2 separate regions of the Mus musculus genome follow, and region 1 is linked to region 2. The links are chromatin contacts, found by Hi-C or POLR2A ChIA-PET in ENCODE. All regions are on one chromosome and are shown on one strand. The core of a region is the stretch at or near the end of the contact, and the rest is flanking DNA. Distances in the headings are between cores, read along the strand shown.

Region 1 (4,983 bases), core at 1,593-4,092, 130 kb after region 2:
TCCTGGAATTCACTAAGTAGACCAGGCTGGCCTTGAACTCCCAGAGATCCACCTGCTTCTGCCTCTCCAGTACTGGGATGAAAGGCCTGCACCACTGCCTAGCCTTTTTTTTTTTTAATTTTTTATTAGGTATTTTCCTCGTTTACATTTCCAATGCTATCCCAAAAGTCCCCCATACCCACCCCACCCCCACTCCCCTACCCCCCACTCCCCCTTTTTGGCCCTGGCATTCCCCTGTACTGGGGCATATAAAGTTTGCAAGTCCAATGGGCCTCTCTTTCCAGTGATGGCCTTTTTTTTTTTTTTTTTAAACAGACTTTTTCCCTTGAAGCAGAGAACCTTTAGAAGATACATTTCTTTCTTTTCCTTGATTATTTCTTGAATTTTCACTTTTGGGGTTTGAATTCACCCTTGTGCATGCTAGGTAAGTGTTGTACCATTGCATACCACATATAACAGCGATTTCTTCTGATTTGTGACATGTATCTTGTCCTCCATCATCAGGGTGTGCCTGTGTGAGCTGTGACTGATGGACAGATGGATATAATACTCTCTCTCCTGAGCTCTGGGCCCAGATTATTTTCTTCCTTTCCTTTTTTTTTTTTTTTTTTTTTTGTTTGTTTGTTATGTTTTTCGGTTTGTTTTAGGGGATCAGAGGTTCTTTGTATATAGACCAGGCTGGCCTCAAACTCAGAGATCCACCTGCTTCTGCCTCTGAAGTGCTGGGATCAAAGATGTGTGCCACCACCGCCTGGCTTCTTTCTTTGCTTCTTCTTCTTCTTCTTCTTCTTCTTCTTCTTCTTCTTCTTCTTCTTCTTCTTCTTCTTCTTCTTCTTCTTCTTCTTCTTCTTCTTCTTCCTCCTCTTCTTCTTCTTCTTCTTCTTCTTCTTCTTCTTCTTCTTCTTCTTCTTCTTCTTCTTCTTCTTCTTCTCCTCCTCCTCCTCCTCCTCCTCCTCCTCCTCCTCCTCCTCCTCCTCCTCCTCTTCTTCTTCTTCTTCTTCTTCTTCTTCTTCTTCTTCTTCTTCTTCTTCTTCTTCTTCTCTTCCTCCTCCTCCTTCCCCCTTCTCCTTCCTCTTGACATTTATTACTTAGTGTGTGTGTCTGTGTGTGTGGGGGGCGCACCCGAGTGCCATGGTGCACTCACATAGCTTGTGTTCGAAGAGCAGACAACTTGCAGGAGTTTGTTCTCTACTTCTCAAGGTTCAAGGGCCACACTTAAGAGTGTCAGGCTTGGCAGCCAATGCCTTTACCTGCTGCTGAGCCATCAAACCGCAAGTGCCCCTTTTTGTTTTACATTTATAGAAATGGGTGTTTGGCTTGGGGTTTTGTTTTGTTTGCCTTGAGTTTTTAAGGCCCAGTCTCACTATCAAGCTTTAGTCTTTGATCCTCCGGCTGCAGTTTCACACCTGGCTGCTGGGGTTACAGCTGTGCATCAACAGTTTTACTTTTCTTAGTTGCCAAATAGTTAGTGCCTCTAGGAAGAAACAGAAACCAGCGTGTCTTCTCTGTTTCTCTCTCTCTGGCTTTACCTGATCTGATTTTTTTTTTTTTGTTTTTTTCCGAGTTTGTTTGTCTTGCTCCTTCCAGGACAGGTGGGGCTTTGTCTGAGTGCGGCTCTCGCACACTGATTTTTTTTTATTGAAGTACCATAGAAGGAATGAATGTGATTCTGCTTTACATATGTAAAGAGGCCCCCGAGTCACAGAAATATCCTGCTCACAAACTTCAATCAAAACGGAATACACGCCCAGCATGCCGGTTTGCAGTGTTGACTGTCGTAGATTACCAAAGCGACGGGTATATATGCATGGAACTGGGGGCCCCGCCTTCTATTTTGTGAGCAAGGAATGCCAGGGAGCCAACAGGCTACAGTCTCTGTGTCTGCTAGGAGCTTCCTGTCTTTGGCCTAGGGAAGCTTTTGAGCAGGCTTTCATTTTCTCCTGCCCAGCTGCAGCGACTACTCTGTAAAGGTTTCAGGCTTCCCACCCAAGCCCGAGGAGGCGATCTTAGCGCTGAAGTGGCTTAGAAGCCACTCTGGAGATCCCTCAGCCTTGCCAGGTGCAAATGTCCCGGGAGGAGATAGTGGGCCCGTTTTATGACATTATTAATACTAATACTGTCATTAAATATTTATGAAGTGCTCACGCTCTGATCGACGGTGACCCTCCCACCATTCCCCCATCCTTCCAGTGACAGCGAGGTCTCTGCCCCCCAGAGTCCCACCAGCCCTTTCTCCGGAGTAGCGGTGACAGGTCGCCAGGGAACCCAAGCGTCCCGGGATCCAGGACTCTACGTGCCTCTCCCCGACACCCCGCCCCCCACCAGGGCAGGGCGTCCACCCAAGCGGCCGCCCCTCCTCGAGTGTCCGCGGGGACCGGAGACCAGGGTGCGGCCCGGGGTCTGCGGCCCCAGGTGGGCAGAGCGCGGCCCTCGACTCCCAGAGCTCCAGCCTCCGGGGCCGCAGCCCGCCGCCCCGGCCCCGCGCCTTTTTCTCTCTTTATCATAAATATATAAATTATGCTAATTACGGGCATTGCATATTAACCAAATTCGAAACCTCCCCTGCCCGGCCCCCTCCCCCTCCGTGCAAAGCCCTCCCCGCCCCGGACCCCGCTACTCACCGGAGCCCGAAGCCCAGCCTCCCGCTCCCCGGCTGCCCAGCGGCCACCGGCTAGACACTCATCCCCCAGCCCGGGCCAGGGGGCCGCGGCCGGGGCGGCCGCCCGCAGACAAAGAAGCCGGAGCGGCTCGGCCCGGCTCGCTCGGCCCGGAGCCACTCGGGACCCGCCGCCCCCTGAGCCCCCCGCCGGGGCTGGCAGAGCGGAGCGGCGGTGGGTTGCGGGCCACGCACGGGCCGGGACGCCGGGGGCGGGGGCGGCCAGGTGCAGTCCCCTCCTCGCCCCCTCCTCCCTCCCCCCCTTTCCCTCCTTCTGCTACTTGGATTTTTTTAGCTGCTGCGTCATGAGCATAATTTATGCAAAGCGCTTTGCCGCATGCTGCACCTCCCGCGCCAGCCGCCGGGGGCGGCGGTCAGGAAAAGGAGGGGGGGTCTGGGAAGCTGCGAGCTGCGCGTGGGGGTGGGTAGGAACCCCAGGCCTCGCGGGGACTGGGACCCAGGGCCTGTGGGGCCGCTTGACTCAGCCCCCTTGGAGAGCAGGACTGGAGTCTCGATAGGGGACCCCGTGTCGCCTTCCCTTCAGCCGAGGATTGAGCAGTGACAACCGTGACTCTCTGGTGGTCAACTGCCCTTCTCAACGGCCAACCTCAAGTTCACGTCTGTCCTCTAGGCCGTAAAGGAGAGGGAACTCGGACGTCACTAAGGCTCAGGGTCTCCGGAGCAGCTGTGCACATCCCAGAGGGACCAGGGTCCCGGACGCTCTGCTGAGCTAGCTCGCTTTCCCACCTTCAGGAGGGGCGGGGTCCCACCTGCAGCCTGCGGGCTAGTCAAGCAGCACACGAAGGTGTGAAAAGAAAGGCAAAGTTTGACGCGATGGAGAAAAACAAGCCACTGTTTTGGGGACCGTGATGGTGGGGAGGGTTTGTTATATCTACTGACTTTTGAAGGTAGAGGGAGACTCAGAGGCCGATTAGGGGCCAGGGGAACGAAGGTTTGGGACATAATGGACAAAAGAAGGAAGACCAGGAGAGCGAGAAAGAATGAAGGGAGTCACCAGAGAAGAGCGTTATCAACGCAGCCAAGTGGATTCCCAACAGTGTTTCCCTCTTCGCCCTCACCCCACACCCGTGCTTCCGTGGTCTAGGATGATCTCGGTAGGCCGTGCAGAAGCAGCAATAGGAGAAATGATGAACTGTAGAGCCCTTGCCAGACAGTCCCTTAAACGTCTCCAGTGGAAGCACACACTCAGGAGGAGAGGGGAGCAGCATCGGCTGGGTTTGACCAACAGGTACACTCCAGGCTGCCTGCATCATGCTGGCTACTGGTGCCGCAGAGCTGGGCTGTCCGCTGTTTTCCTGGGGCCATGGAGGAGGCACTGCGGGTGAGACTAACTAAAGGGTCAAGAACCAGAAAGCTTGGGGTTTTATCCCAGCGCGTCCATCCATTTGCGGTCTAGGCAAACGATACAGTTTAGTTTTACAAACAGAGGTAGCCTGAGCCGGGCACCGTCCCACCTGTAGGACCGGCTGCTGGAGAGGCAGCAAACCGAATGAACCTGTGAATTAGGATGCAGCCTGAACAACAAAGTCTCTCTCTCTCTCTCTCTCTCTCTCTCTCTCTCTCTCTCTCACACACACACACACACACACACACACACACACACACCACACAGAGATACATTCCCCCAGACACCCTACACAGCCCCACATATGCTCAGAGACACACCCCACACATTCCCCACGAGCGTACACACACGCAAACACATGCACACCCGCTCATCCTCGAACACACACACATTCACACATATAGGCACACACACAACACATACTGTTAGTGTACTGTCTAAGCTCCACTCCACAGTTATCTGGCAACTGCCAGGTAGGCCTGACCCACTATAAAAGGGGCTGCTTGCCCCCTCCTGCTCTCTTGCTCCTCTCTTGCCCTCTTGCTCCCACTCTCTCCCCATTCCCTTCCTCCCCTCTCCATGTGCTCATAGCCAGCCTCTGCTACACCATCTCCAGTAGGATCTGTGTGATAAGTTCCACACATTGAGGCGATTGACCTCAAGAGGGGGAGGGGAGGCCTCCTGGAATCGGTTGTGGAACTCTTCCCTGGAGCTGTAGTTCTCATGGCAATCTGTCTGTTTTGTTTTCTCTTATTCCTTTTCTTATTTACACGTTCCTGGTAACCTAGGCCAAGTTCTTTTTTTTTTTTTTTTTTGGCTTTTGGTTTGGTTTTTGGCCCTGGCTGTCCTGGAACTCACTCTGTAGACCAGGTTGATCTGGAACTCAGAAATCTGACTGCCTCTGCCTCCCAAGTGCTGGGATTAAAGGCGTGCACTGCCACGCCCCTCTTAGGCCAAGATT
Region 2 (5,050 bases), core at 32-2,531:
ATCACATTTTTTCTTTTTGTAGTTTGTGTACATGTTTGCGCATGCCTGGTGTTGGATATGCACATATCTTTTTTTTTTTTTTTTGGACAGGGTCCCCTCTAACCCTGTAACTTGCTAACTTGGCTAGACTGGCTGGCTAGCAAGTGCCAGGGCTCCTCCTGCCTGGGTCTCAGCTCTAAAGAAGCTCCGGGTTCCCCTGCACAGAGGCCAGGACGTGGGTGTGTTGGGGGTGGGGTGGGGAGGCGGTCATAGGCACAGACCACCGTGCCCAGCTTTTGGCGTTAGAGTCAGGGATTGAACTCAGGTCCTTAAGCTTACTCAGCACTTTACCCAGGACGACCTCCCCCCCCCCGCCCCCCCCCCCACACCCTGGACTACACAAAATGCCCTCCCTTTAGTTTGTTCTCCCAGGCAGTGCCTTTCCATTTCTGTTAGAAAACCGTCTGTGACTGCGCTCGTGTCTCCTGGGAGTTCTATTAGCGAGCCGGAGACACCGTAGTTGAGGGACTTAGAAGCTACCTGAGAACCGAGAGAACCCATCTTTTGGTCATTTTCTATCCTACCTACCTACCTCCTCTTGCAGAGAACAGCTTTGCAACTGTTCAAACCACCAGCCCTCCAAACACGGAGATGTTCTACAGACGTGGGAGCTTTTGCAAACATGCAAACATTTCATCCTTCGATCTTCACAGAATTCTGCAACACAGGTACAACCCACATGAAGTTCACCGAAGTGACCTGTCCAAGGTCCCCCACACTAAACCTGACTGCAGACGCATGGCTTCAGCGTGCTTCACGTCCGTTAAAATGCCTATGGACACAAGAGGGCCGTCGACTCTCGCGGACAGCTGGACGCCTAGAAACCCTTCCGAGTTTCAAGTAGTCATTTCTCCAAAAAATATCCACCGCGCACCTACTCCGTGACAAGGGCGCGTGAGGACCAGAAAGCGAGGGTTGGAAAGGGGTTCTACACCTGCCGCCAGATTGATGGAGGGCGGAGCCCTGCCGGCCGCCGCCACTAGAGGGCGCAGCGCCACCCCGCGCCGCCGCCATCGGGGCCACGACCCCGGGCTCCCACAGAGGTCAAGGGCAGCGCCCGCGGCCCCGAGCCCCCAGGGACCGACGAGGGCACTGGGTTCCTCAAGGAGACGCCGTCCTCGGCTCACGATAGCGACCTCAGGCTGGGCCGGCGCTCGCTCCCTCGGGGAGGCTCGCTTCCGGTCCTGCGCGCGGAAGCGTCGCCGCGTCCAATCCGGGTCCCCGCCCGGGCTCGCCCGGGGGGCGCGGGGCGGCTCGCAGCCGCCTGTCGGCGTGGAGGGGCGGCGCGTGCGTGCTGCGGGGCGCACTCTGACCCGGAGACGACCTCTCTCCGCGCTCCCTCCCCTGCTGTGAAGATGGCGCTGTCCAGGGTGTGCTGGGCTCGGGCTGCTCTGTGGGGTTCGACTGTCGCCCCTGGACCCTTTGTCACCCGGAGGCTGCAGCTGGGCCGCTCTGGCCCTGCGTGGCGAGCCCCTCGGTGAGGGCCCTGGAGAAAGAAGAGCATTTTTGATGTAGAAGCCCTTCCAGCGGCTCAGCCTCCGCCTCTCGGGATCCCCTGCCTTGGGCCCTGGGTTTTGCTTTTCCATGCAGGATTCCCACCGAACGCCCGTCCCTGTCCCTCTCCGTACTCCGTGTCCACCCGATTGTCCCCGCACATCCTGAGCTCATCTTTCAGCTTCCCCTTCCCATCTCTCCATGGCTTCAGCTTGCATTCTCCTGGCCCCGCAGGCTTTGCGCACGCTCCACGCTCACACCTTTCTGCATGATCTGCCCCTCTCATACCAACCCTAACCCTGAGCTTGGGTTTTCAGAAGAGTTCTGGCAATCGCTCTCAGAAACCGTATGTTTACCGAGGGGTCCTACGTACCGAATGGCTTCTACTCCTTCGCAGATAGTCTCTTTGGTCTTCGTTGTAGGTCTTCAAAGCTTCACCTTTCTCCGAAGGCGGACGTGAAGAACTTGATTTCTTACGTGGTGACCAAGACAAGAGCGATTAACGGATCGTACCATCGTTTCTTGGGGCGTCATTTCCCCCGCTTCTATGCCTTATACACAACCTTCATGAAAGGTAAACGCTAACATTGAGAAGCCCGAATCTGCTCTTCTGCGTTAGTCACAGTCAGTGAGATTGCAATGTGCCGGGTCCGCTGCTGCGCTGTGAGTTGGGATGTCTTCTCTTCCGTCAGGGTTTGAGCATGAATTCTTACAAATTGTCACTGCCACCTCTTAAATATCCAGATGGATGTTATGGTAGACAAATCCTGACATCACTCGAGAGAGAGCAGAAGATGTAAATATATTCTCATTTCCTTAGAAATTCCTTGTCCTGCTCAGTGCAGACCAGACCCAGGGATTGTTATCATAAGGAAACCAGATTAAATGCTTTGTTTTAAACTCCTTAACACCAGGGCGTCATGGTCGATTAACCCTGAGAGCTCCCCAGCCAGGTAGTAACTCGCTGCTTCGTGGGGCGTGTTTATCACGTGGCCAGCTTAGATAACTTGTAGTGGAAATAGAACTGTAGACACTTGGTTTCTGAATGCTTCCACTCAAAGTGGAGGTCCGCTAGCTATGTTGAGATGATACCTATAATGTCACATGACAGCCCTGGAACCAAAATGCCGGATTCAAATCCCATTTGTGACTTAGACTGTGCACTGGCGCTAGTGACACTTACAGGGTCTTTGGTGTCTCATCTGTAAGGAGGTACTAGAACCTACCTGCTGATTACCTAGTTATGATTATTATTTAGTCATCTAGGAAGAGTGTAGCTCGGGCTGGCCTGGGGCTTTCTGTGTAGTGGAGGATGACCTTGAATTTCTGGTCTCTCTGCCTGCTGGGATGGTAATGCTGAGTGAGCCACCACACCTAATGGTGAAGAGTAGATCAACATATTTAAAAGGCTTAGAACATGGCCTCATTTATTTTAGTATGACAGCTCTATACCAAGTGTCCAATATGTGTTAACTTTTTCTATTGTTGTATTCTATACTTTTATCCACTAATAAAAAAAAATAGAACGTTGCCAACTCTGAATCTTACTCTAATCATTAGCGTCATGGAGTTTATCTAAGAAGTGGAGGTAACAATGGCTGCCTTGTTAGCCACGGGGGTTCTGTGTCTTACAGCCCCACAACCCAGCATCCCAAGGCAGGAGAATCAGGAGGTCTAGGCCAGCCTCAGCTACACAGCAAGGCTGTAACAACAAAAACAACAAACCCCCTCGAAACAAAATACTTAACGACCACCAATCATAGACACATATATGCCTTGTGTTATTTGAAGCCAACCTAGATAACATTTTGGAAGCATTAGAAGTGATTTTATTCATTTTATTTGTGTGACTGTCTTGCCTACATGCGTATCCGTGTGCTGTGTGCATGCCTAGTGCTCTCTGAGGTCAGAAAGCATTAGATGCCCTCGAGCATGTGTTCTGGATAGTTGCGAACCACCATGTGGGTGCTGGGAACCGAACCTAGGTCCTAGGTGACTGCAAGAGCAGTAAATGTTTAAACCTGAGTCATCATCTCTCCAGCCCTGGAAATAGGTTTTTTTTTTTTTTAAAAAACTAGAAAAACAAGGATTATCATAGATGGAAGATTCAGAATGGAATCATAGCAATATATCAAATCATGCAGCTTATAAACATGCCCCAGAAAGCAGCAAGTTAGTATCTAGCTGGGATGCACATAGCTCAAGTTTAAAGCCAAGCAATGAGTAATTCAGCTGGGTTATGTGCTAGGGGAAAGGATGGGGGGGGCGGGTCTGCGAGGCACAAGCTTCCTTGTCGGTAGAGCCGGGGAGGGGCCGGTGTGTGTGCATGTGAGTGACCACGGTAGGCGATTCAAACCGGGATAACACCACGTTCTGTCCTCCACTTTAATGGGGCAGGAATACAGATGTTATGGGCTGATGGCAAAAAGGCTAGAAGAATAAAGGCAGACATGTGGAAACAAAACCTAAAGTTTCATCAACTCTCTTACCGGGAGATGGAGCATTTGAGACAGGTACGGGCCGGGGACAAACACCCAGAAGCTCTCAGCGAGGTAACTGCGGAGAGCTCAGCTCGGCTTCCTTCCTTTCCTGTTGCTCACTGGTCAGACATTCCCCTTTGCCACGAGGGCGTCCAGTTGTTTTTGTCAGAACTGGGCTCGCTGAGAATGAAGCCCGCAGCAGGGCTATAGAGAATCCCAGGCGCACACTCTGATTAAATCTGTAATTAATAAAAAAAGAAAAAAGAAAACACCCCAGTTTGATTTTTAACACACAAAGATCTGCAGCGAGAAAGTGTTTGGCAGTGACCCGAGGAGCTGAGGTAAGAGCCAGGGGACATCCTGCATACCCAAGAGAGTTTACCTAGAGATCCCGATAAAAGGCCAGGCCTGGAATAACAAGAATCAACCTCTGAGGTTCCACCCTCAAGGAACTTACCACTAGGAGGCAGAAGTCGGCATGGCCCTTTTTTCTTTTCCTTTTCTTTTCTTTTCTTTTCTTTTCTTTTCTTTTCTTTTCTTTTCTTGTTTTTCGAGACAGGGTTTCTCTGTGTAGCCCTGGCTGTCCTGGAACTCACTCTGTAGACCAGGCTGGCCTTGAACTCAGAAATCCGCCTGCCTCTGCCTCCCAAGTGCTGGGATTAAAGGCGTGCGCCACCACCGCCCCGCAGCATGGCCCTTTTCGTAGGCTGCAGTATAAGCTCATTTTAAGTGAGTGGGATGGAGGGATTGGCCACATTATCAGGAACTCACCCCAGTTAAAATGGGATCTGTTTATTTCTGTTTAGTTCCGACGAGATATCACCAAGTGTCTCTTCGTTGGCCTCATCTCCATTCCACCCTTTGCCAACTACCTGGTCTTTTTGCTAATGTGAGTATATACTACCAGCAGCTTGAAACTATACATTTAGAAGAGTTTATTGTATTATTATTTTCATGTATATGGATGTCTTGTCTGCATATATGTCTGCACCACATGTGTACCTGGTGCTCTCGGTGACCAGAAGAGTGTATCAGAT

What was found. Hi-C counts contacts between places; a loop is a spot of excess contacts on that map. ChIA-PET counts read pairs that join two places held with the same protein, here RNA polymerase II (POLR2A).
Region 1: a map of mouse trophoblast stem cell shows a loop between it and region 2 (2.7-fold over the local background). The contact joins the promoter of Pou6f1 here to the promoter of Letmd1 in region 2. A Hi-C loop is called at or near these places in 1 of 37 maps with a recorded cell type or tissue (mouse trophoblast stem cell). POLR2A ChIA-PET finds 5 or more read pairs at or near these places in 3 of 5 experiments (Patski and embryonic stem cell).

Annotation. Positions count from the first base shown.
Region 1 is chr15:100,597,142-100,602,124 of GRCm38, forward strand. Pou6f1 (POU domain, class 6, transcription factor 1) reads right to left here and starts at 2,843. Exons shown (of 11, transcript NM_001304965.1): 1 at 2,622-2,843.
Region 2 is chr15:100,467,730-100,472,779 of GRCm38, forward strand. Letmd1 (LETM1 domain containing 1) reads left to right here and starts at 1,282. Exons shown (of 9, transcript NM_134093.3): 1 at 1,282-1,516; 2 at 1,956-2,107; 3 at 3,931-4,046; 4 at 4,820-4,902. The coding sequence starts at 1,395. 5330439K02Rik (a long non-coding RNA gene) reads right to left here and starts at 638. Exons shown (of 3, transcript XR_001781773.2): 1 at 572-638.